2 separate regions of the Homo sapiens genome follow, and region 2 is linked to region 1. Evidence: chromatin loops called from intact Hi-C (ENCODE). Cell type or tissue: A673. All regions are shown on one strand.

Evidence for each region. Hi-C counts contacts between places; a loop is a spot of excess contacts. Peaks named below come from ENCODE experiments on the same cell type or tissue, not always from the same donor. Only the 100,000 strongest peaks of a DNase experiment are listed, where the experiment ranks them.
Region 2: it touches region 1 in a loop (6-fold over the local background); 7 of 110 quality-filtered maps call a loop at or near these places.

Annotation. Positions count from the first base shown.
Region 1 is chr7:13,977,335-13,985,334 of GRCh38, forward strand. It overlaps ETV1 (ETS variant transcription factor 1), which reads right to left. Exons shown (of 14, transcript NM_004956.5): 6 at 93-146. Among named protein-coding and RNA genes, the nearest start is that of ETV1, 8.3 kb to the right of the region's middle. RefSeq lists an enhancer at 7,712-8,000. In A673, no CTCF peak of the experiment used is centred here; DNase peaks (open chromatin) are centred at 2,937, 3,337 and 3,927; H3K4me3 peaks cover 4,837 bases; H3K27ac peaks cover 6,507 bases.
Region 2 is chr7:14,688,625-14,696,624 of GRCh38, forward strand. DGKB (diacylglycerol kinase beta) reads right to left here. Exons shown (of 26, transcript NM_001350709.2): 9 at 5,451-5,570. Among named protein-coding and RNA genes, the nearest start is that of DGKB, 210 kb to the right of the region's middle. In A673, a CTCF peak has its summit at 3,198 (motif pointing left); a DNase peak (open chromatin) is centred at 3,177.

The DNA of each region.
Region 1 (8,000 bases):
GACACTGGACGTGAAAACCAACCAAAGAGAAAGAAGAAAGAAGGAAACCAGAAAGACAGAAAAATACAAGAGATGAGTCATACTATACTTACAACTTTCAGCCTGATAGTCTGGTACAAACTGCTCATCATTGTCAGGTACCTGAGCTGAAGAAGAAAAAGAAAATTAAAAAAAATTAAGAGAGAAACTGCCAAAAGCATAAGGAATGTCAAGTAAAATCTGTCAAGTAAGATCTTCTTGGGCTGAGATCAAACCTATGATTATTTGCCAATGAGCTCCTATTTAAAATGGTATTGACAACACTACTTAGGAGGAGAAATGGAAGGGGATCATTGATGTCACCTAGGAACCATATATATGTCAGAAATAGGATGATGGCAGGTGTATTCCCTCCGAATTTCACCTGCCAGATGGAAATAAAAGAGATGCAAAATAAAGAAAGCTATAGAATTTCCATTTCCTGCAGTTTTTTTTCAAGAATAGAGCAAAAGCTATTTCAATTCACCCACTGCCAGTGTGTAAGCAGCCCACTTAAATTAACCACACAATTATTTTAAGTGATGTGCAGTTATCACACACGTCTCTCTGCTTTTTTAGAAACGTCTGCTGGTATGTTCTCTGTCCTGCAAAATACACCATATTTTAAGATGCTTGCACTGAATTTTGCCAAAGTATGCTACAAAGGTTTTTAAATGGAAGAATGGTCCTTGATTTGGCTCATATATAATAAAGTATTATATTTCAAAGATTATATTCACATTAACAAAATAACAAACAATAACACAAATGTCATCTTTTCATTCAAAATATTTTCCTGGCAACTACTAGGCATTAACAAAAAGAATATCACTAGTTCGTCAGTCCTCATGTCAAAAGACGTTCCTATTTTTAGTCAAGGAAAAATACTGAATAGCAAGGACTTAATGCATTTGGCAGCAATCAAAACACAAGTGCATTTTTCACTTCTAAAATGTTTTCATCACAGTTGATTTAGACATCGAAGTAACCTATTCCAAACTGAATATTAGTAATAAGCTTTCACAAACACACATAAATACATGCAAACACACACACACACACACACGCCCAAAAAATAGAAGTTAGGTTACTTTTAATTTGATAAAAATATAATGAATTATCATCCTAATTAACTTTAGCTGTCATTTGACTAGGTAGTATTACTTCATTAGTGTTACGTAATACTGAAACTTTTTTATCCAGCCAAGTCATATTTAAATAGACGTTAATTAACTTTCTTAAATGAGCCTATTCTGCATGAGGAATGCTTATTAAAATAAACAGTCTCTTTTGAAAATGCTTCAGGTTGGTAACTGAATGGCTTAAGAAAAAAATCTACATAAAAAGGAATTCTACATTTTAAAAAAATTTTATATAAAAAAGAATACAATATACAGAATTAAAGTTTCTTTTTATTAGTTTAATATTATTCTTTAAAAACAGACATTTGGCTGAATAAAATTTACGTTATATTATGAAGAGCATAAGAATCTGATAATTGTGCCTGTTATAAAAACGTATGCAGTTTGACATTCAACTGTTTTCTAACAACTCTCTTCTGTACACCAATAATTAACCTTATTACCAATGCACTCTACCCCCGCTACCAAACAAAATCAAACAAATTAATAATTTTTTCAAGTTTTAACTGATACCTATTTGATCAGCCTATATTGCAAGGAGAATTTTTTTCTCTTCATATTGCTCCAATATCTGATACTGTGGGTAACAACTTCAAAGTTAGCAAACTGCAAATCTTAATTCTGTGACATGCTAGTTGTGCAACTTTGGTTAAGTTTCTGAACCTCTTAGAACTGAATTTTACTTATCAGTTTACTAGTGAAAATACAGTTTTTTGGTGAGGATTAAATGAAACAGTCTAAACGCAATGCCAGCTACTCAAGAAATGTTCCTTATTTTCTTCTTTCCAGTCCTCTACCCACCAACCCTTGTCTTTCAAGTCATCCACAAAAAAGTACATGTCATTACAACGCTCAGTTTAATATCTTTACTTCTAATGAAGTCTACTAGAGAGGCAACGAAACAGCTAAAATCTGTACATTAGCATTCTCTCAGCTATTAACACAACATATTTTTTTGACACTGCAGAAAAAAATGTTCTAAAAGATTCATAAATTACAAGGCGAAGGGTGTGCTTTCAAGTAAGTCTTCATATCAAAAAAATTACAAGTGTTTTAAATATATATTTAATAAATAACAGCAAGTACACAGATTCAAATCCTGCACATTTTTCCCATTATATCATTGTTTTGGTTTTCCCTCAGAATTAACAGCTAAACAGATATAACTATTGAGATGCAAATATATCAACCACAACAATTACTGGGCTTTTAAAAAGCCAACATTTATAAGAATCTAATAAAAATATAATATCCCTTTACAGGAAAAGTTAAAAATAGCTGGTGAGTAACAAAAGTATACTTGTAACTGAATATGATGGTATGAATGTTCTAAAGGTCTTTTGTTTGTTTTTGTAGCATCGTAAGCAGATTTGCAACTTCCTAATATATGTCACTGCAAGAGCAGCACAGACTCACTGATGGGTGTGTGATGTGTGCTGGAATATGTGTGAGGAAAAAAGGGCCAAATTTTAGGAGTAGAATAATCTAGAAGTTATACCTCGCAAATATACAGAAAATAGCTGCACGATAACAATCTGTAAAGAGTAAGAATAAGAATTCCTATTTCTGTTCTAACTCCTTAACATACTGAATAAATACTTCACACTTATTCCTGAACATATTACAGAATTTTAACAAAAAACATATGACTCACATTTTCACAGAAGCTAATCTTAAGAAACTGAATAGACCAAACGAAGCAGCATGCTACTTAAATAGACAAAGGCTTAAGTATACCTCTAATTTCAAGTTAGAGTAAACGGAAAGCAGTTAACTAAAAACACAAGTTGGATCTAGGCAAGGAAAATATGACAAAGTATTGCCACACTTGTATCATACATTTCCTTTTTTCTTCAATTCAGGGGAATACTGTGAAGGAGCAAACTGCAGCTGCCTGAAAACTTGCAGCAAGCCATACCAACTCCAAAGTTGAAAATTAACAATAGAGGTCAGCCTAAAAAAGCAATGTTTTTTCCACTACTATCTATTATAAACTGTGCTGGATATAATCACCTTTGGGGAATGAAAATGTTTCCCCACACTATGTAATTAAAGACGAAGGGGAAGAGGAGGAAAGGAGAAGGGGAGAAAGTATATACCAAAAGACCAATAAAATGCTTTCAAGGAGATTAAGCATGTGGATTTTATTGGTAATAGCTGGAGCGGCTCTATCAGTTCATTGCACGTTAATAGACCAGTTGCCATCAAGTCTCAGGATGTCGGCTTTAAAAGGGCAGTATCTGCACTCTCAGCTATTTGTTTTACCTAGATTATTATCCAAAGTTGTTTTACTGTTTTCTGTCTTTTTGCTACGTATCAATGCATATTATCAGAAAGAAATTCATAAAAATATTAATCATGACCTATATGTCACAAACTCACCAATTCTCCTTTTTAATTTTAATACTTTTCTTAACTAATATTGCCTTAGAGATGGGTAATTTTAAATATAGCTTGCCTTTATGTTATGCTTATTTTTAACTTTCAAATGAAATAATAATCATTACTTAAGAAAAAGTAAGCGATGAAAAAGTTTCCAAGGTTGGCTGCAGGGAAGCGAAAACCCTCCTATTCTTACAAACTATGTGCCTGTTGGGTTTTTTTTTAAAGCTAAGGAAAAAGTGGAAGAATTACAAATAAAACAAACGTCAAGTATAAAAGGGGTTAATATTTAATTAAAACCAGTTCTATCCACTGTAACAATGACCTGGAGCCAAACAAGGCGGAAGATGTATGAGTCATTCTTTCTGCCCGTGAATGAGACAGCTGATCTCCTCAGCAATTCCTCAAGACAAGCAGGCAGAACTGGAGTTCTGCCTCCATTCACAAAAACACAGTCCAGCATATGAGCCATGTGGCCCAACCACAATCTTTTCATGTCACACCCTTCCAGGGAGCTAAAGCAAGTAAACTTGGACTTGCAATATAAACACACCAATTTTATTGCTCTGTCTCAGAGCTCAGATCCATTAAAGGAACACATTTAAATAAATGACGTTTACAAAGTTACATACATACATACATACATACATACATACATATATATATATACACACACACAAATACATACATGCATCCTGCTTTACAGAGTAACTTGTTACAGAAACTTGCATGTATAAAACTAAGGAAGAAAAAAGGAAAAGACAGAAAGATGCAAAGAAGGTTTCAAGAAAGGGAAAAGAAAAACCATTACGGAAATGCCTTATTTTTCTTTTCTATTATCCAACTATTTTTATCATAAGAATACTGTAGATTGTTTGCTGAACTTTGTAGCATTTCTCTTTGAATCAAAGAGTTAGAAACAAATTTCTCATGAGAAATTTAAATTTTATTTCAAATAAGAAGTAAAAAAAGAAAAATCCACCTTCCTACAGTGGTATGCTGTTTAATCCTAAATTGAAGCTACAGGCCATGGAACAAAATAATCATGAGTCCACTAAGCTTGGTTTTATACCACATCCACTTTTAACATTAAAATGATTGTACAAATGTAAAAGCATTAATTATGCAGAAGTATAAACATATTTAAACATACAAAAAGGAGGCAACTTTCCAATGACAAAACACCTTTAATACTTGATCAAGGCATTATTTCCATATTTCTATATTCTTACTGTAACAGTAAAGTTTTAGTCGTTGTGTCAAATCAGCTTCAATTCCTAACTAAAACTGACCTGCAGTAACTTGAAAACTTAAGGGAAGCTCAGAGCCAACTAGCCGTTGTTTCTAGCCAAATATTTTCTCTAATGCTACAGAGGTCTGACTCTATTATTATTTTTTATTATAACATTATACACAAATCAAAGGGAATAAAGTTATACTACAAAATGTAACAAACTGCACATTTCCTATAACTGAAATAGAAAAGCTTAGCAATATTTTATTTATTAGGATCCTCTGGAAAAACTACACTATACTACACCAAATCCTATTTTTCTATTTTTAAAAAAAATTTCTATTTTGTAAATAAAACATGGATGAAAAAACATTTATGCAATTCCAATGAATGTTTAGAAATAAAATATACTTTATCTGCTGTCTTTAAGTCAAACTCAAATGGGAAGTCTTTCTCTCATATTTTAGATTATTTTCTAGCACATCAAAAAGAGGGGTGATAGCCCATCCTCTCCCCGCCCACACACACATGAAATTATTGTTGTTCAATTATAAGAGATTATATGGAGTTCTGTAATTCAATGCTTAATTCTAAATTCATGTTTTATGTAAACCACATAAAATAATGTCGTTTTTAAAGCCTTTAATCCTTATTGCACCAAGTGGGGGAAAATAATTCATGAGCACATAACCAATTTTATGTTCCATTAAAAAAAAGTAGGATTTCTGAAAAATAAAAATGAGTGTATTATGACTACTGTATATTGTGGATGACATTACACATAGTAAGTAACAATAGCACATATTACTTATGATTTTGAATATAAATTTACCATCAGCCATTAAAGCGAATTGAGGGGAAAGTAATGACATCTCTGCTTTTAAGTTGACCTGACTGTTGTTTGAAGGTCACATAAAACCAAAAGGAAAAAACCCTTATTCGTATGATGTAATAAGCTTTGCTGTAGAAAGGTTGTTCTTGCAGATAAAACTCCTACTCGAAGTGTGGAGGCAGCACTAAACTTGACTCAATACAAAACCACTGGAAAACATTTTACCCTGAAGACAGAGAATATTGTTGATGAAAGTGAACCTGAAAGAACATCTAGACCGGAAACAAAATAACAGTCAAGAGAGCAGCTACACATTTACATCAGATATATACTGAAAATTATTATTTCCCTTTAAGTTGTGTTAGTAGGTGAGCTTTAAGAAGCAAATTTGGAAGAATACAATCCTGTCTTAATTTTTTACATCTTTCTATTTTTGTTCTGGATACACAAGAGGTTCCATTTTAACTATGACTTTCAGGTTGTTAAGAATAAGACATCACCATGATGTTGATAGAATTGATATTTAAACTCATTATTTCATGGGATCAAATAATTGCAATTGCCTTTCTGTCAGTAGCAGTCTAATTTAAAAGACAAAGAATCAATAAAGAATTGCACATAGTAAAATTATAACATAAAGTGACTATGGCAACATTTTAAAATTGGCATATTCCCTGACTTTTTTTTTTTTTAACTACTGTGGTTACTGAAAACATTAACTTTGCAGTTTTCTTCAGAATAAGATAATTGTTTTAAACTGTGTTTAGATGTTAAAAAAAAAACCTTTAAATTGCAGTGTTATTTCTTGGGAAATGATATTAATGTAAAGTTATATTCTCCACCAACATATTTAAATCTCTGTATGGGAATTAACTTTCTTGGTAGAATGCAAGTATATTTTTACAGAGGACTTTACTGAACTGAAAATACTGGTCCCATCCCAACCCTCAAACAGTCCTGCCTTATCTATTCCAACTTCCCCTTAGAAATAAAAGAAATTTTATAATCCATAATAATTACCCATGACTAATCCATATGTTGCATTTGGGGTAAAATTTATGAATAGTCTTACAGAAAAAAAAAAACTAAACATGCTAAGATATCATTTCACAAATATTTGAGGACTTTTATAATTTTTCAAAAACACAATTATCATATGACATATGACAACTAACTTGACTCTTATGTCTAATAAGGTTTTTAGACCTGTTTAACTTCCCAGTGGAATTCTAACTCATGCGAGAAACTTGATTAACTGCCAATGATCTTTTTTAAAAGGGTCAAGATGTCTTAAAATTCCATGGTCACTTTCTTGGCTATGGAGCATTATGAAAAGAAATATGTAAACGGTTCATGGTCTGCCAATTTGGCAATGTTTTAATTTCTGGATGTCCAGAAAGACATAAATGGACACATCTCACTACAAATAAACTAGGGTAATTTGGGGATCTCTTCTTAGCTAATACCGTTCAAGAGGTGGGATAAGTCAAGTTAAAATATCAGTGCAAAATAATATATTTAATTTCTCAAAACAAAAAAAAAGTGGAGTCTAGAAACAAGAAGTTAAAAAGATCTCTTTTCTCACTATTAGGTTTTAAACATCACGTTAACAACTTTTTACTTACATCGTGATTAGATAAATTAACGTAAACTGTTTTGAAAACGCTTAAATTATTCTAAAATGAAATCTTATCCATAGTTTGTAAATAGTAGTCCACCTGGGAATTCATATAAAACACTCATGATTAATTCCTGAACTTAATTGAAATTATAATTCTTTTCTAAGTAAAGGTCCATGTTCTTCCAAATACACTGATCATTTTCTAGGATTATTTTTTGTAGTGCTAAATCTTCAGGTTTGATTTACAGGTATGTTAATAATCCCGGAGAAAGACTATTCTCTGCAGAGTTTTAAAAGATAAATTTGGATAAATTATTGCAATCACTTATCTGAGCTACAAGACACAAAACAAGTAAGTCAAAAGTTAAAAAAAAAGTACTGAAACTGATTATAAAATGGTAAGAGTCTGTCACAGATTCCACATTTTAAAATTCCAGGAACAGAGTTGCTATGCACATTCAAAATCTGCCAGCAAGTGCACTGACTTGGAATCAATGAGATTTAAACATCTAAGAACCAACAAACCTTCCAGAACAATTAAAATAGATATTTTAAGTTATTTTGGAGAAGCAAATAAATTCTCTCATAAAGGTAATGTTCTCACAACCTTTGACTTTGCAAAACTAATAGGCATAAGTTAATACAAGAATCTCCATGCAAATTTTCCTTGAAAAACTTGTATCTGAATATGACTTATGTTGCAATAAAAAGTAATGTATTGCAGTAAGTTTCATTTACACAGACTAGCAAAATGATCCTTAAATATAGCCA
Region 2 (8,000 bases), 710 kb after region 1:
GAAGCTGTTCAGGTCCGTGTTTATGACAGATAAATGCTTAATGAATCCTAGGCTACTCCATGCTGAGAAGGAACTTTACATTTTCCCCAACTCTTAGTTGCCTACAAGGCAAAGGGATGTTTCAAAGGAAATAATGCTCTTCAGAACTTTTAAAACCTATTATCCTAGTGATTCTAAAGTTTTAGTTTTTCCATAAATAAAAATCATTATCCTAGTGATTCTAAAGTTTTAGTTTTTCCATAAATAAAAATCTTTATCCTAGTGATTCTAAAGTTTTAGTTTTTCCATAAATACTTCCAAGATCACATAAAATGTTCAAGTGAACTAGGGCTACTATAAATAATTTTTTTTCAGAAGACCTCAAGGAGAAATTTCATTGATGTCCTAACCCACATGCTTCTCTCCCCACACCTAGTTATGTTTCAACTGACTTAACTTATATAGAGAGAGAGAGGAGCTAATGTTACAAATAATTACTTCCAACTCATTAAATAACAAAGAACATTAAATTACCTTACTTTTTGTCCAAGGTCTCCAAAAAAAAAATTATGACAATGTGACAGAAACTCCTCTTATTTTTTTTTTTTTTTTTTTTTTTTTGAGAGGAGTCTCGCTCTGTCGCCCAGGCTGGAGGGCAGTGGCGCGATCTCGGCTCACTGCAAGCTCCGCCTCCCGGGTTCGTGCCATTCTCCTGCCTTCACCCACTGCGCCCGGCTAATTTTTTGTATTTTTAGTAGAGACGGGGTTTCACCGTGTTAGCCAGGATGGTATCACCTGACCTCGTGATCCGCCCGCCTCGGCCTCCCAAAGTGCTGGGATTACAGGCGTGAGCCACCGCGCCCGGCCGAAACTTCTCTTTTAGACAAAAAGATGAGCTCTATTAGGCCTGGGCAAAGAGAATGCAGAGAAAAGTTTTAAAATTCTGAGTGGAGCTGTCATCAACTGTTCATCTCCAGACCACACATTGTAAGGTCACCTGTCATTCCTGAGGCTCAAATGCAAAATCAACAGCAGGTTACACCACGTAGTCATTTTTCTTAAATGACACAATCTGGAATCTCAAGAATTTTTGCATTCATCTAGTTTTGTAACTGCTTTCTACATTGAGCAAAGTATAGACAGCAGAACAAAAACTCTTAACCAAATTAAAAACTTTTAAAAATCGATGTGCTGAACATCAGCTCCCAAAATATAATACATAGTCTTCTATTCTCCATCACTCAGGAATTTCATCAGAGAACACACTGCATATTACTTTACTGAGAGTCAAGAAAAAAATGTGTCTTAAACAATCTCAGTCAAAGGCAAAGTTTAAATGACCTATAAGAATTGAAGACCAGGATTTTTGGCACACATATAGTGAGACCAAAGTATAAACCATCCAGAAACCATGCAGGCTAGATGTGGGTACAACAATCCACAATAACAAGTTAAGGTATCGCTATTTCAAGCTAGTCTACTGCTTAAATGTACATTTCTCTTTTCCCTATAATATAAATTCAGGAATTTTCCTTGAAAAAATTAAATGACGATCCAAAGTTAGAGATTTCAGAAATTGAAGCCTTATTAATTATCTTGTTCATGCAGGAAAAGGAAATGTTCAAACTGAAAGAGTATTAGGAAACACTAACTTCTCTTCTTGGCTAACTTCTCGTTTTTCCGGAGACAGCAACTGCCTGGTATAAAAATGACCTAGTTAGTTAATAACAGAGCTAAGGTCTGTTATCTGATCAATTTGATGACGTTCACTGCTCCTATGCTTTCTGTCTATTAGTCCTCATGTCTTGCTGTGGTTGTCCGATTGTGCCAAGTAAAAGGTATTAGATTCCTTTCTTCCAAATGAATTAAAATAAATTAAAACTTTTTCTGTTTTTTAATCTGAGAAATGAGTGATAGAACAGATCAGCGGTTGGCAAACTATGGCACTGAGTCAAACCTGGCCAGCAACCTGTTTTTGCACATGCAGTTTTATTAAAACATAGCTTTTGTGGTTCATTTACATAATTTCTGCGATTGCATTTGTGCTGGAACAGCAGAGTTTAGCAGTTAAGGCGGAGACCTTATGGCCCCATAGCCAAAATTACTTAATATCTCTCCCTCTGCAGACAGTTTCCAATCACTGGAACAGAGTTTACCTCTATATAAAGTTATTCAACAAAAAAAGTGTTTTAATTACATTGGATTTTTTTAAAAAACAATTCTCCAATGAGATGAATTCTGAAGGAAGAATGAATAAGTCTCAGGTATAAATTTTCATTGTGGTAATCAGAATCACAAAGCCATCCAAATTCTCAATTTTCCTTCAAATCTAAGAGACACTAACACTCTATACCATTTCTGACCCATTCATCTTGTATTTTGTAAAGTTTGTAGAGCCTCTTGTAAGAGAAAAGATATGGCTCTTGCTCTCTGCTATTTGGTATAGAATCTGGTCCCCATCAACTCCATTTCTGATTTTGGTACCAAAATAGATATTCTTTAAAATAGACTAGTTTTTAAACTGCTGTTGCTGGAGAAAAATAAATTGCATTGAAATCGTAAATGTTGTGCCTTACATTAGAAGTGAAGATTACTCTCCCAGGACTACTTCCTTTTCTGTGTAATTTGACTAGGACACCACAGTCACTTTCAAATACACTGTGGTATTTTACATGCACCATCAATTAGAACCTACTCCCCGAGCTCATAATTGACAATAGACAATAACATATAGGACAACCTAACAAGACAAGCTTCACAACAAATGGCCAACTTCAAACTGCAGTATCTAGATTTTCAATTAAATAAGCAAAGGTGAGGGGATAGATTCATGGATCAAATTCTCTACAGGTAATAATGTAACACATTAACTGCCTACAGAAAGGAAATAAATCTCAATTGCTAAAAAAGGTTCTCATCACTCAGTTGTCTTGGTGTCATTCTTGCTTTTTAAAACAATTACCATGCCTTAGAATTCAACAGCTCTTTCTAACAAATAGATGCTGTATTTTGTGATCATTACACATGATTATATGGCTTATACATTTTATTAAAAGACAGCTTAAAATGTAGGTGGCTTACTTTTTTCACAAAAATGAAAGAAAAGGGAAATTTCTTCTTTTAAAGTTGTTCTTTACAGAGATGGGGTGGGGGGCGGAATTTAGTCTCAGATTTAAGGTGGTCTCTTGAGATTAAATAAGGTGCCTCTGCCATCTAGCGGCCGTCACTGGTAACACAACTCTGGAACACAGCTCTGATAGCTATAATAAAACCTTAGATTTCTCCTATTTAGCTCCAGACACTCCCTTTTACTAAAAACATAAAAAATAAGTTTACAAATACTATTAAAAAGTAAATTATGTACAGTTAATAGAGTGCACATTAAATGCATAGAATTGCCTTACAATTGAAATAATACTACACTAGAAACTAATGAGGTATTATATTGGTTTAAAATACTTTGAGTTAAATCATATAGATTTGTGGACTCTATTACCTGTGATAATTTTTATAACTTCACAAATATCTATATTTATAAATTAAATAATAAATAATATATCAGCAGTAGTTTCCAAAAAAAATCATCATTTCAAAAAATCTCTTGTGACATTTAAAATACGGGCAACTGACTGTCCCTTTCTGCACTTTTCTATCTCACCCTCGACTACCAGATGATTTACTTGCTCATTCCTGCATCTTCCCTCCTTCTCTCATCCTAGAATTTACATAGATGCTTAGAATATACAAAGTTTAGCTTTACAAACATAAAATGTCCTTCTCGGGAATCATTATTATTGGAATTTCCTGACTAAAGTTATCTGACAATTTTTCAGGATAAAGTATACATTAAACCTTAAAATGTCAACATTTTGTCAATTTTTCTTTTGTTTTCTCCCAGTAGTCTGATTTACATAATGGTTTTTGTCATAAGGTACATGAACAATTAAATAAATATTGATAATATAGAGCTAAATATGGTATTATAAAAAAATACTCAGTTATGTGTAGTATAAGAAATTCAGGTACAAGAAAATACTATTTCACAAAATTTTTAAGTGTAGAACTACATACTTATTAACAATAATATATATATTATATTTTGTTTAAATAAATTAGTTTAAGGGTAACTTTCCATATATCACTTATTAGTATTTTATTGTTTTCCATCCTCTGACCATGTCTTGGATCCCATGGGCCTCATGAAAGGTAAGCTTCAACTGAGTTTAGAAGAAATTTGAAGACCCAGGTAAAAAAGAAAACAAATAGTAATCTCTTGAAACCTATTATTTTTTCCTAAACTTATACATATTCCTTAACCCTCAGCTCATTTGTATATTCCTAAAGCCCATTTATATATTCCTAAACCCATATGTGCCAACATATTTTTATATATACTCATATGTTTCACAAACACAGACAGTAAGTTATCTTGAGAAATGACTTTTAAAAATTTGGTGTCTTGAATAACTATGATATAGTCTTGAATCTGTAAAAATATTTCAGCTGGTAATAAGAAGTATGAAGAGTTTTGGGTTTGGCAGCAAAGTGGTGAATACTATGGTCTTACACCTTAAAACTCTAAATATTACAATTTCATTGTTCTTTCCACCCCTAATGTTCTTTGAAATTAAGTAGACATGTTATTCTATACATAGTATATCTAATTATTGCATAACTATTAATGCTGAATTTAAAAATCTGGCATACACTATAGATTTCATCAGATTTTTAGAATAAAAATAACTGAAATCTGCTTCAAGTCTGGGTCAGCAAGATTTGCTTTCAAAGTCATTATTATATTACATTCTCATCTTAGGTTGATTTATTTTATTCCTTCACAATGGTATTTAATTGCAACTAGAGGAACTACTCCAAGAAAACTTTTGACAGGCGATAGAATAAGAACCTGGCTCCTGCTGATACAGGAAAAACTTACGTTTATTTAAGTTGGTGCAAAAGTCATTGCGTTTTCTGCCATTAAAGGTAATGGCAGAAAACGCAATGACTTTTGGCACCACTAATCTTTAAACCACTGGAGATATTTAACTGCCTCCTCCAAGTATCAGTTTTCAATAAAATAGATTACCTTTATAGGTAGGAGGAACATTGAAATAATGAAGCACCAAAAGAACTGCAAAATACAATAATACTGGAGAGCCTCTTGCTTTAGATAATATGAGGAGGTCAGTAACTTAAAAACACTAGATTGCACCTTCAACAGAGGAAAACAAAAGAGAGAGAATATATTTTTAATCCTGAAGTAATACCTGGAGTGAATCAATATGTGTGTGGCAAGTATTACTACACAAGGAGTTACTGTCAAATTGCACCGTGGCATACTTATTAAAAGTTCCAGGCACTCACTGCATGCTTAATGGTAGAAAATGGTCACATCAATCTGTAATCAAAATGTGTAATAGAGAGCCCCACTGACTCACCACCAGGCCACCCTCCTCTGTGGAAATGCTTACATTTTCTAAGCCCAGGAGCACAAGAAGTGGAATCGTTGTCATTCCTCCTTGAATCCATTCCTCCAGAGACACGGTTCCATCATGATCATAGTCAATTTCTTCCATCATTTCATGGAGGATCTGGAGTAGAGGAGATAAGGGAAAATTGGTGGTCAACCAATAAAATAAATTTCATAGGCTACAACATATGAAATTGTGACTAACAGCTAAGTGGAGAGTTGGGATAACTGTCTTGCTAACTCAGTACAACATTAATTCTATTACTGATGAAGAGCGACTTTGTTAGCATTTCTAAACCTGGCCACTTAACACTGATCACTTTTTAGAAATAAGTGCTTAACTTTTCAATATTTTTCCCATGAACAGCACAGCTAAAACAAGAAGAATCTTTAATAAGTGTGAAAGTGGTCTTTAATTACTTTCTTCATATTATTTTTTAGATTCATATATATGCCAGAAAATGTCTGAACAAATTAACTTCATGGCAAAGAGCTCATATAATTCTTTGCTAAGTAGTAAGGGGCGAAGGAATTTAGTTGCTTTTAATTGCCTATCAGAATTTAATAGAGTCGAGAAGTTAAAGGATCAAATCAAGTTTAATTAAACTTCGTTTCTAAAGATGACTTGCACGTAATGTCTTAAAATGTTCTCTGCAGTGTTTGTTTGCAATACATTTACCTCTCTGTGGTATGGTGGCAATATCAGTACTTACCTAGAAGGGCTGTTGTGAGGATTAAATAAGCTAACGTATTATAAGCAGACGAGCCCCTGGCATACAGAGTCAGAGTCATATAGTGTTGTTTGTGCTATTATTAATGGAAATTATATATAAGTTCCAAACATATTACCCTTGGTTGCTGGGAAAGCAAAGTACTTCCCATCTAATGGCGTCAAGATGGCAAACATGGTAAGAATTCTAATGAAGAAAGGAACTCACGTCTTTATATAATACAAAAATGTTAATCAATTTGGAAAAAAGAGAAATGCAGAGAGCATTGGAACAGAGATTGGAAAAGATGCAATGCATGAAATATTTGATTTGTTGGTAGAAGTATTGTCTGCCTAGACACTCTTGTGCTTGGTGTCTTCACTCAGGAAGTATTGTATTTGAAAATTAGATTATTTTTCTCCTCTTGCCTCTCAAGAGCTTGCTGATGAATTAGTAGAAATGTATCAATCATAAGAGAAATAAAACAATGACATTTGTTTCAGATGGGTGATGCTTTCCTTTTTGTACCTAATAAATCTCATGTTAAAGCCATCCTCTGACCGTGTCTCAAATCCCATGGGCCTCATAAAAAAATAAGATTGAACTGAGTGTAGAGCCTGAGTTAATTTGATAAAAACTTCTAGGGACGCTCCAGTCTTCCCTACTACTATTGTAATCAACCTCAAATGTTCATTTCTCTCTCTCTCTCTCTTTTTTTTTTTTTTTTTTTTTTTGAGATGGAGTCTCACTCTGTCGCCCAGGCTGGAGTGCTGTGGCGCAATCTGGGCTCATAGCAAGCTCCGCCTCCTGGGTTCACGCCATTCTCCTGCCTCAGCCTCCCGAGTAGCTGGGACTACAGGCGTCCGCCACTACGCCCGGCTGATTTTTTTTGTGTGTGTATTTTTAGTAGACACAGGGTTTCACCATGTTAGCCAGGTTGGCCTCAATCTCCTGACCTCATGATCCACCTGCCTCGGCCTCCCAAAGTGCTCGGATTACAGGCTTGAGCCACCGAGCCCGGCCCATTTCTCTTTATTTATATATGCAAACCTATGAGAAGCCTGCTGATGTGTACATTTGTTTACAATGAGAACTACTGAAGCCTTAGGCAAGATGACAAGGCAGTTCCCATGACAGCAGACATAATGTACAACTTTGTACCATTTCAGCTCCCTGGAATAGTAGCAGACTTATCAGTAACACACATGTCAAATAATGCTATAGTTTATTACTTGTATTCTCCATTCAATAATCTGACAAATACACTAGGTATTTGTTGTAGAAAGACTACTCAGCCACCAGCTTTCCCCTTCCTCCTAGCATCCTGATGTCCTTTTTCTCAAATCTACAAACACACCCCCCAACACACACACCAAAAATGCTTTTGTTGAGAAGTGTTAGTGCCCGCTGTTTAGAAACCTGAATGGAGGCCGGGCGCGGTGGCTCACGCCTGTAATCCCAGCACTTTGGGAGGCCGAGGCGGGTGGATCAGGAGGTCAGGAGATCGAGACCATCCTGGCTAACACGGTGAAACCCCGTCTCTACTAAAAATACAAAAAAAATTAGCCGGGCGCGGTGGCGGGCGCCTGTAGTCCCAGCTACTCGGGAGGCTGAGGCAGGAGAATGGAGTGAACCCGGGAGGCGGAGCTTGCAGTGAGCCGAGATTGCGCCACTGCAGTCCGCAGTCCGGCCTGGGCGACAGAGCGAGACTCCGTCTCAAAAAAAAAAAAAAAAAAAAAAAAAAAAAAAAGAAACCTGAATGGAAAAACAAATCCCCCTCCCACTCTCCATCTAATAACAAGCTGGCTTGATTGACAGATGACTAATCTGCACAGGTAGAA